Linked DNA regions of Homo sapiens: all the other regions are linked to region 2. A link is an interaction called in ENCODE POLR2A ChIA-PET data of the cell type or tissue named here. Cell type or tissue: OCI-LY7. All regions are shown on one strand.

Region 1 (2,500 bases), 140 kb after region 2:
GTTTCTGGGAGATGAATATAATAATAGTATTTCTCTCATAGGCTTGTTGTGAGGTTTAAATGAGTTAATGCAGGTAAATTACTTAGAACGTTACCTGGTGTTATGGTCTGAATGTTTGTGTTTCCCCAAAATTCATATGTTGAAATCTAATCACCAAGATGATGGTATTTGAAGCTGGGATCTTTGGGAGGTGATTAGGTCATAAGGACAGGGCCATCATGAATGGGATTAGTGCCCTTTGAAAGAAGACCCCAGGCTGGGCACAGTGACTCACGCCTGTAATCCCAGTACTTTGAGAGGCTGAGGCCAGAGGATTGCTTGAGTCCAGGAGTTTGCCTAGCCTAGGTAACATAGTGAGACCCAGTCTCTACAAAAAATAAAAAAGTTAGGCCAGGCGAGGTGGTTCATGCCTGTAATCCCTGCGCTTTGGGAGGCTGAGGTGGGTGGATCACTTGAGGTCAGGAGTCCTAGACCAGCCTGGCCAACATGGTGAAATCCCATCTCTATTAAAAATGCAAAAATTAGCCAGACATGGTGGTGCATGCCTGTAATCCCAGCTACACAGGAGGCTGAGGCAGGAGAATTGCTTGAACCCTGGAGGTGGAGATTGCAGTAAGCTGAGATGGTGCCACTGTACTCCAGCCTGGGCAACAGAGTGACACTCTGTCTCAAAAAAAAAAAAAAAGTTAGCTGGGTGTGGTGGCATATGCCTGTAGTTCCAGCTACTCCAGAGGCTGAGGTGGGAAGAATGCTTGAAGCTGGGAGGTTCAGGTTGCAGTGAGCCATAATTGCACCTCTACACTACCCTGGGCAACACAGCAAGACCCTATCTCTAAAAATAAAAATAAAAAGACTCCAGAGGGCTAGCTAGCCCCTTCCACCATATAAGGACACAGCAAGAAGGTATCATCTGTGGCCAAGGAAACAGGCCCTCACCAAATACGAAATCTGCAGGCACTTTGATCTTGGACTTCCCAGCCACCAGAACTGTGAGAAATAAATTTCTGTCATTTACAAGCCACCTGGTCTATGGTATTTTGTTATAGCAGCCCAGGCTGACTAAGACAAATGGCACAAAGTTTTACCTACTGTTATTATCTCAGCTTCCCCTATCAGGCAGTTCCTGATTTAAACACCAAGAAATGCCCACTTGTACTTATCACCCTAAACTTCACCAGCAGTAAGAAGACCCCCATCACGGAAAATTAAGCATCCCTGTCTCACCCTCTCAGATCCATAATGAAGAGAGCTGGACTTTTAAAGTAATTGTCCTTGGCCAGGCTTGTGCCTGTAATCCCACCACTTTGGGATGCAGAGGTGGGCGAATCACCTGAGGTCAGGAGTTCAAGACCAGCCTGGCCAAGATGGTGAAACCCCGTCTCTACTAAAAATACAAAAAAATTAGCCCAGCATGGTGGTGGGTGCCTGTAATCCCAGCTACTCAGGAGACTGAGGCAGAGAATTGCTTGAACCCAGGAGGTGGAGGTTGCAGTGAACCGAGATGGTGCCACTGCACTCCAGCCTGGGCGATAGAGTGAGACTTCGTCTCAAAAAAACAAAAACAAAAACAAAAACAAAAATTAGCTGGGCATGATGGTGCGTGCCTGTAGTCCCAGCTGCTCAGGAGACTGAGACAGGAGAATCTCTTGAACTCGGGAAGTGGAGGTTGCAGTGAGCCGAGATCGTGCCACTGCACTCCAGCCTGGGCAACAGAACGAGACTCTATCTCAAAAAAAAAAAAGTTAAATTAAATTAAAATTAAAAATTAAAAATAAGTAAATAAATAAAGTAATTGTCCTTGGATACTAGGGGAGAAATGCTTGAGGGATGTTTTCCCTCTGGTGGGAAATTGAAAAGTGCTCCTCTTCCAGGACTCAAAGTTGGCCATCACCCCACTTGTGTTGTTATCTCATCAGGCCTTTGGGGGCTCAGCTGGCACTGTTGAGGGACTGCTAAAAATGCCCGATAGGTCAAAGCAGGTCCTGCGGCTGGAAGACTCACACTTTAAAGGAGATAAGACATTCATTCATAGGGAGCAGTCAGATAATACAGAAGGCAGCCTCTGATCAAGCTTCCCCAATGTGTGGTTGAGAGCGGGGTGCTCAGGTGCTCAGGAGAGAGAGAGGTCAGTGCAAACAGCTCAGCCCCGCTAATCTCAACATTTGCCCTTCAGACCTCTTTCTCAGGGATAATAAGGTTTTCTCTTATTTTCTTCTCCTCCTCCTCTTTCTTCTAGAATTTATTTGCCATATGTTTCAGAGAAAAACTCAGAATATTGAGGCTGGATAAGAGCTTAAAGTGACTTTTCTCGAAGTGTGGTCGTCAGACTCCCTGCTTGAGAATTATCTGGAGTGTTCATTAAAACTGCTGATTCCTGGGCCAAACCCTGGGCTACTGAATTAGACTCTGGGGCAGGGGGTGCACTGGGACTCCGCATTTTTAAGAAGTTTCATAGATGCTTTTTATGCACACTTTAGCATGAGAACTGTTGATGTGGAAG
Region 2 (2,500 bases):
GACAGTTAAAACCATTATCTTAAGAAAAAAAAAGACAGATAAGGAGTTAGTTCATGATTCAAAAAGCATTTACTTAGTTCCAACCATATAGCAAGCATTGTACAAGACAAACTTTCCACTGGGAAATAACAATTTTGGGGTGCTAAGGACCTGGCGACTGAGAAAGTGGTAAAACAGGTCACTAAGAAAAATGTGGTATTTCTGAGTCATCAAATTTGTGATAATCTACATAATGAACACGAGACCATCTCCTCAAAATGATGTGTAATGAAAAAGAGCTAAGAGCAAAGCTTCAACCCAATTTATATATAAGTGGTATATAAAAGAAGAAAGCAGTAACAAAGAAAACAAACATTTAGCCAGAGAGAGGAGAAAAACCATTAAGGTTTATTACAGAAGACAAAGGAGAAGTGAATGTTAAGCAGCAAAAAAACAAATGCTAAAAAAGACAGGAATGGATGAAAAGTGAAAAGACAAAGATTTAGCCATTTGGAACTCAGTTTTATCTTGGAAATAATAGCATGTTTACGGCCAGATCCGTCCAGCTAATGTTTATCTACCTAGTTAAGTAAGAAATGTGTTTACTTACACTTAAGAAAGCTGAACACTAGTAGAAATAATAGTCAAACTTCAGAAAGTAATTGAGTAAGAGTTGAGAAATTGGAGACACCTAGAATGGACTATAACAACCTTGGAGATAATGGGAAGGAAGTAACGTACTTTTCAAGATTAAGTCTGATAAGGCAGAGAACCCAGCATGGAGCATTAAGAGGAAGAAAAATAGTAGAGGAAAGAAGGGCTAAGATTAAAAACAGAGATAATAAGCTTTTGAAATGAAAACACTTTATTCTTTAAGACAGACTGAGGAAAAAGGGTATAAAATATGAAATGAAAAAGGAATAAGAGAACTAGGGATAGGACTGTTCATTTGAGCACAGTAGAATGGTTCCAAATAACTAACATGCAGAATGAAACAGATCAAAAAGATAAAAATTACCAGGAAGGAACCTGCATAAACTAGGAAGGGAAAATGTTAATTTGTACTAGAAACCTCTCAAGGCAGGAAACTGATGAAACTCTAGCAACGCTAGGCAGCACATGAAGAGGAAACAAAAGCAGAAGAAATGAACAGTTGTAATTAATTAAAATGACAGACTAGAAATTGTGTGAAGACAGTTAAAGAGATTTTGGAAATCTCAGGTATTCAAAATAATAAAGTCAAGACGTCTATGTATGTGGCTTAATCTGGATTAAGTTTTTCATTAAAGAAGTAAATATTGAAAAAAGCTTTTAAGAAATATTCTCTGCAATGATGTGATTACTGCAATAACTTTATTGGAAGAAAAAGGGGTCAGTATTACTGTTCAATGATTTGCAGACATTTGTGCAAAAACAGTATTGGCAATTAGAATAATCCAAGTCCAGTTGAGCCTTTCTGAGTAAGATTAGTAATCAAAGATCCATCTAATGAAGAACAATTTAATTGTTCTATTCATATAACCAGAACCAGTATCTCCAAGGTGTATTATTGGTCAGCAGAGCAGCAAAGCAGGACATGACCTGAGAAGCTGTGCTACCTATTATATATGGAAGCGACTATAGACTCTAGTGACAAATTAGTGGTTTAAAGGGTACTTACCTTCAAGGAAAAAAAAAAGTCTCTACTGACATCAAAACCTTATTTAAAATATAAATACTTAAAGAAAATTAATGTATACTCAATTATTATGATAGTAAGCACACAGAACAAGAGAAGGGAAGAGGAAAGAATCGGATATAAAAGCTATTTTGCCTTAATTCAGCCATAAATAGGTCACCAAAATCCTCTTAATTACCACATTTGATATAAACAATTGGAGGTAGCTCTCAATTATGTCTTTTCCTTACTGTCATCACAATTGAAAATTTAACAACATCATTAATAAGTTTTTCATTTCCTTTTCCATTGCTAAATTTCCATGAATACTATAACATAAACCATAAGAATATCAATGTATAGAACAATATTACCCATCTGGCCAGGCGCGGTGGCTCATGCCTGCAATCCCAGCACTTTGGGAGGCCAAAGTGGGTGGATACCTGAGGTCAGGAGTTAGAGACCAGCCTGTCCAACATGGTGAGACCCCATCTCTACTAAAAATACAAAAATTAGCCGGGCATGATGGCATGCGCCTATAATCCCAGCTACTCAGGAGGCTGACACAGGAGAATCGCTTGAACCCAGGAGGCAGAGGTTGCAGTGAGCCAAGATCATGCCACTGCACTCCAGCCTGGGCGACAGAGTGAGACTCTTTCTCAAAAAAAAAAAAAAAAAAGAGAACAATATTACCCATCTAATAGCCACTCAAGTGACTGTTAGCCAATGAACACCATGATTTTAAATCAACTAACAAGAATATCAGTGATCCTAGCACTATAAAATCTCATCAAAATAGGCCGTTATTTGAAGTTGACAAAGAATACTGTCAAATAACATGAAAGGTAAGAATAGTCAATTCCC
Region 3 (2,500 bases), 140 kb after region 2:
AGTTGCTCCAAGGCCAGATGTGAATTATTCACAGGGCTAAAAAGTGTCCCTTCTGCAGCTTGATGAATCGTTCCAAACTTAACAAACCTCTTTTGTCCTCTCATTTATAATATAAGAAGTTGAATTACTAAGTTTCTTTTCCCTTTTTTTTTTTTAAATGAGATGGAGTTGTGGTGGTGGGGGGGGGTCTCATTATGTTGCCCAGGCTGGTCTCAAACTCCTGGGCTCAAGTGCTTCTCCTGTCTCAGTTTCCCAAAGTGCTGGGATTACAGGTGTGAGCCACCAGTGCATGGCCCAGAATCACTAAGTTTCCTTGCTGCTTCTTAACTTAAAAGATCAATAACTTTCATTTTCTAAGCATCTTTTTTGAGTCTGCAAGAGGCTGCCTTACAGTTAACAAAATTGCTCTCATAAAAACTCAGACCATGAACTGTTGGTAAATTGAGTTTTTAATGTAATATTTAAATGTAATCATATTTGGGAATATCATATTTATCATTTGAAGAACTCGCTCCTAAAACACTATCATAATCACTATAGCAAGTTGCTGTTTTTAACCAGAAGTGGTTAAGAGAGATAAATGTGCCAGGTGCAGTGGCTCACATCTGTAATCCCAGCACTTTTTGGAGGCCAAGGTGGGAGGATGGCTTGAGCCCAGGAGTTTGAGGCCAGCCTGGACAGCATGGTGAGACCACATCTCTACAAAAAATTGTTTTAAAAATTAGCCAGATATGGTGGTGTATTCCTGTGGTCCCAGCTACTGGAGAGGCTGAGGCAGGAGGATCACTTGAGCCCAGGAGGTGGAGGCTGCAGTGAGCCATTTTTGTGCCACCGCACTCCAGCCTGAGTGACAGAACAAGACCCTGTCTCAAAAAAAAAAAAAATTATTTTCAGCACATAACTTGTGTTTACTTTAAAAATCAGAAATAGGGCCAGCAAGGTGGCTCACACCTGTAATCCCAGCACTTTGGGAGGCTAAGTCAGGTGGATTACTTGAAGTCAGGAGTTGGAGAACAGCCTGGCCAAGATAGTGAAACTCCATCTCTACTAAAAATTTAAAAATTAGCCAGGTGTGGTGGCGTGTGCCTGTAGCCCCAGCAACTTGGGAGGCTGAGGCAAGAGAATCACTTGAACCCTGGGGGCAGAGGCTGCAGTCAGCTGAGATTGCATCACTGTGCTCCAGCCTGGGCAACAGAGCAAGACTGACCCCCCAAAAAAATAAAAATTAAAATTAAAAATAAAGAAAATAAAAATTAGAAATACGTTTCTACTGGGGGGATAAAAAACCCCAGAAAACTTCTGTTGCTCATAGGCACTGGTTTAAGAAGGTGAATTGCAGGTTGTCCCAAATACAAAAACATACTTTCACTTCTGCAGCTTGTGCAGCCTTTGACCAGCACTGATATGTAACTAAATTTGAAATAATTTTGACACGCCACACCCTAGCATTAACTGTTGGAGCCACTGGCACTGGCAGGAACTAGAAGGCAGTGCCGCCAAGCCCTAACATTTTTGGCTGTGAAGACAAGATAAAATAAAGCATGTATGCTCAGGACAGCTTCCTGGAAGCCAGGTGTTAGCTTTTTCCTGCCAGTGTCATTGTCAAGTTCACTTTCTGAGTGTTTTGGGCTAATTGGATAGCACCGTGAGCCCACTGACGCCTTATGTCTTCACACCGCAATGAATACATGAAAAAAGAATTGGACATTCCTAATACTCCTCAATAATTTTAGTTCCTTTTGTTCTCTAGTCACCTTTTTAAAGAAACATCTTTTTCATTATAGCAGTGAGGAAATGGCTCATTGAGATATGAACAAACCTACGCTGACAAATCCCTACAAGAGGATGAATGGGGCCAGGCACAGCGGCTCGTGCCTCTTAACACACTGAACCTGGTAAATCCCAGCACTTTGGGAAGCTGAGGTTGGCAGATCACTAGAGGTCAGGAGTTTGAGACCAGCCTGGACAACATGTTGAAACCTTGTCTCTACTAAAAATACAAAAATTAGCCAGGCGCGTAATTAGCATGCCTGTAATCCCAGCTACTCAGGAGGCTGAGGCAGGAGAATGGCTTGAACCCAGGAGGTGGAGGTTATAGTGAGCCGAGATCATGCCACTGCATTCCAGCCTGGGTGACAGAGCAAGACTCTGTCTCAAAAAACAAACAAACAAACAAAAAACAGGATGAAAGGTGATGAGCACCACCTTGCTGATGAGATGGTAAGAGACTGCTTCCTCCATGGTAGATAGGAAGGATGGGCCTGAGGGTCTCAGGGGTGATGCCAGGTTTATTGTGTTGGATCACGATGTGGGCTCCTGTTGAGAGCATGTGGTGAGACTACACTCTTGAGGTCAGAGAGAGGAATTTTCTCAATGGGGTGTGTGTGTGTGTGTGTGTGTGTGTGTGTTTGTGTATTGGGGGGATCATCCCAGGGAAAAGGCTGGCCTTCAGTAGAGGACCAGAAATTCGAGGGCAGGCAGGCGAACAGCACCAGCAGCC

The links. ChIA-PET counts read pairs that join two places held together with the same protein. Peaks named below come from ENCODE experiments on the same cell type or tissue, not always from the same donor. Only the 100,000 strongest peaks of a DNase experiment are listed, where the experiment ranks them.
Region 1: POLR2A ChIA-PET joins it to region 2 with 5 read pairs; 2 of 35 experiments call an interaction of 5 or more read pairs at or near these places.
Region 3: POLR2A ChIA-PET joins it to region 2 with 6 read pairs; 2 of 35 experiments call an interaction of 5 or more read pairs at or near these places.

Annotation. Positions count from the first base shown.
Region 1 is chr4:152,607,645-152,610,144 of GRCh38, forward strand. No RefSeq gene overlaps it. Among named protein-coding and RNA genes, the nearest start is that of TMEM154, 71 kb to the right of the region's middle. In OCI-LY7, no CTCF peak of the experiment used is centred here; no DNase peak of the experiment used is centred here.
Region 2 is chr4:152,463,547-152,466,046 of GRCh38, forward strand. The region is part of intron 2 of FBXW7 (F-box and WD repeat domain containing 7); the gene reads right to left. Among named protein-coding and RNA genes, the nearest start is that of MIR3140, 25 kb to the right of the region's middle. In OCI-LY7, no CTCF peak of the experiment used is centred here; a DNase peak (open chromatin) is centred at 1,085; H3K4me3 peaks cover 828 bases; H3K27ac peaks cover 1,619 bases.
Region 3 is chr4:152,599,862-152,602,361 of GRCh38, forward strand. No RefSeq gene overlaps it. Among named protein-coding and RNA genes, the nearest start is that of MIR4453, 65 kb to the left of the region's middle. In OCI-LY7, no CTCF peak of the experiment used is centred here; no DNase peak of the experiment used is centred here.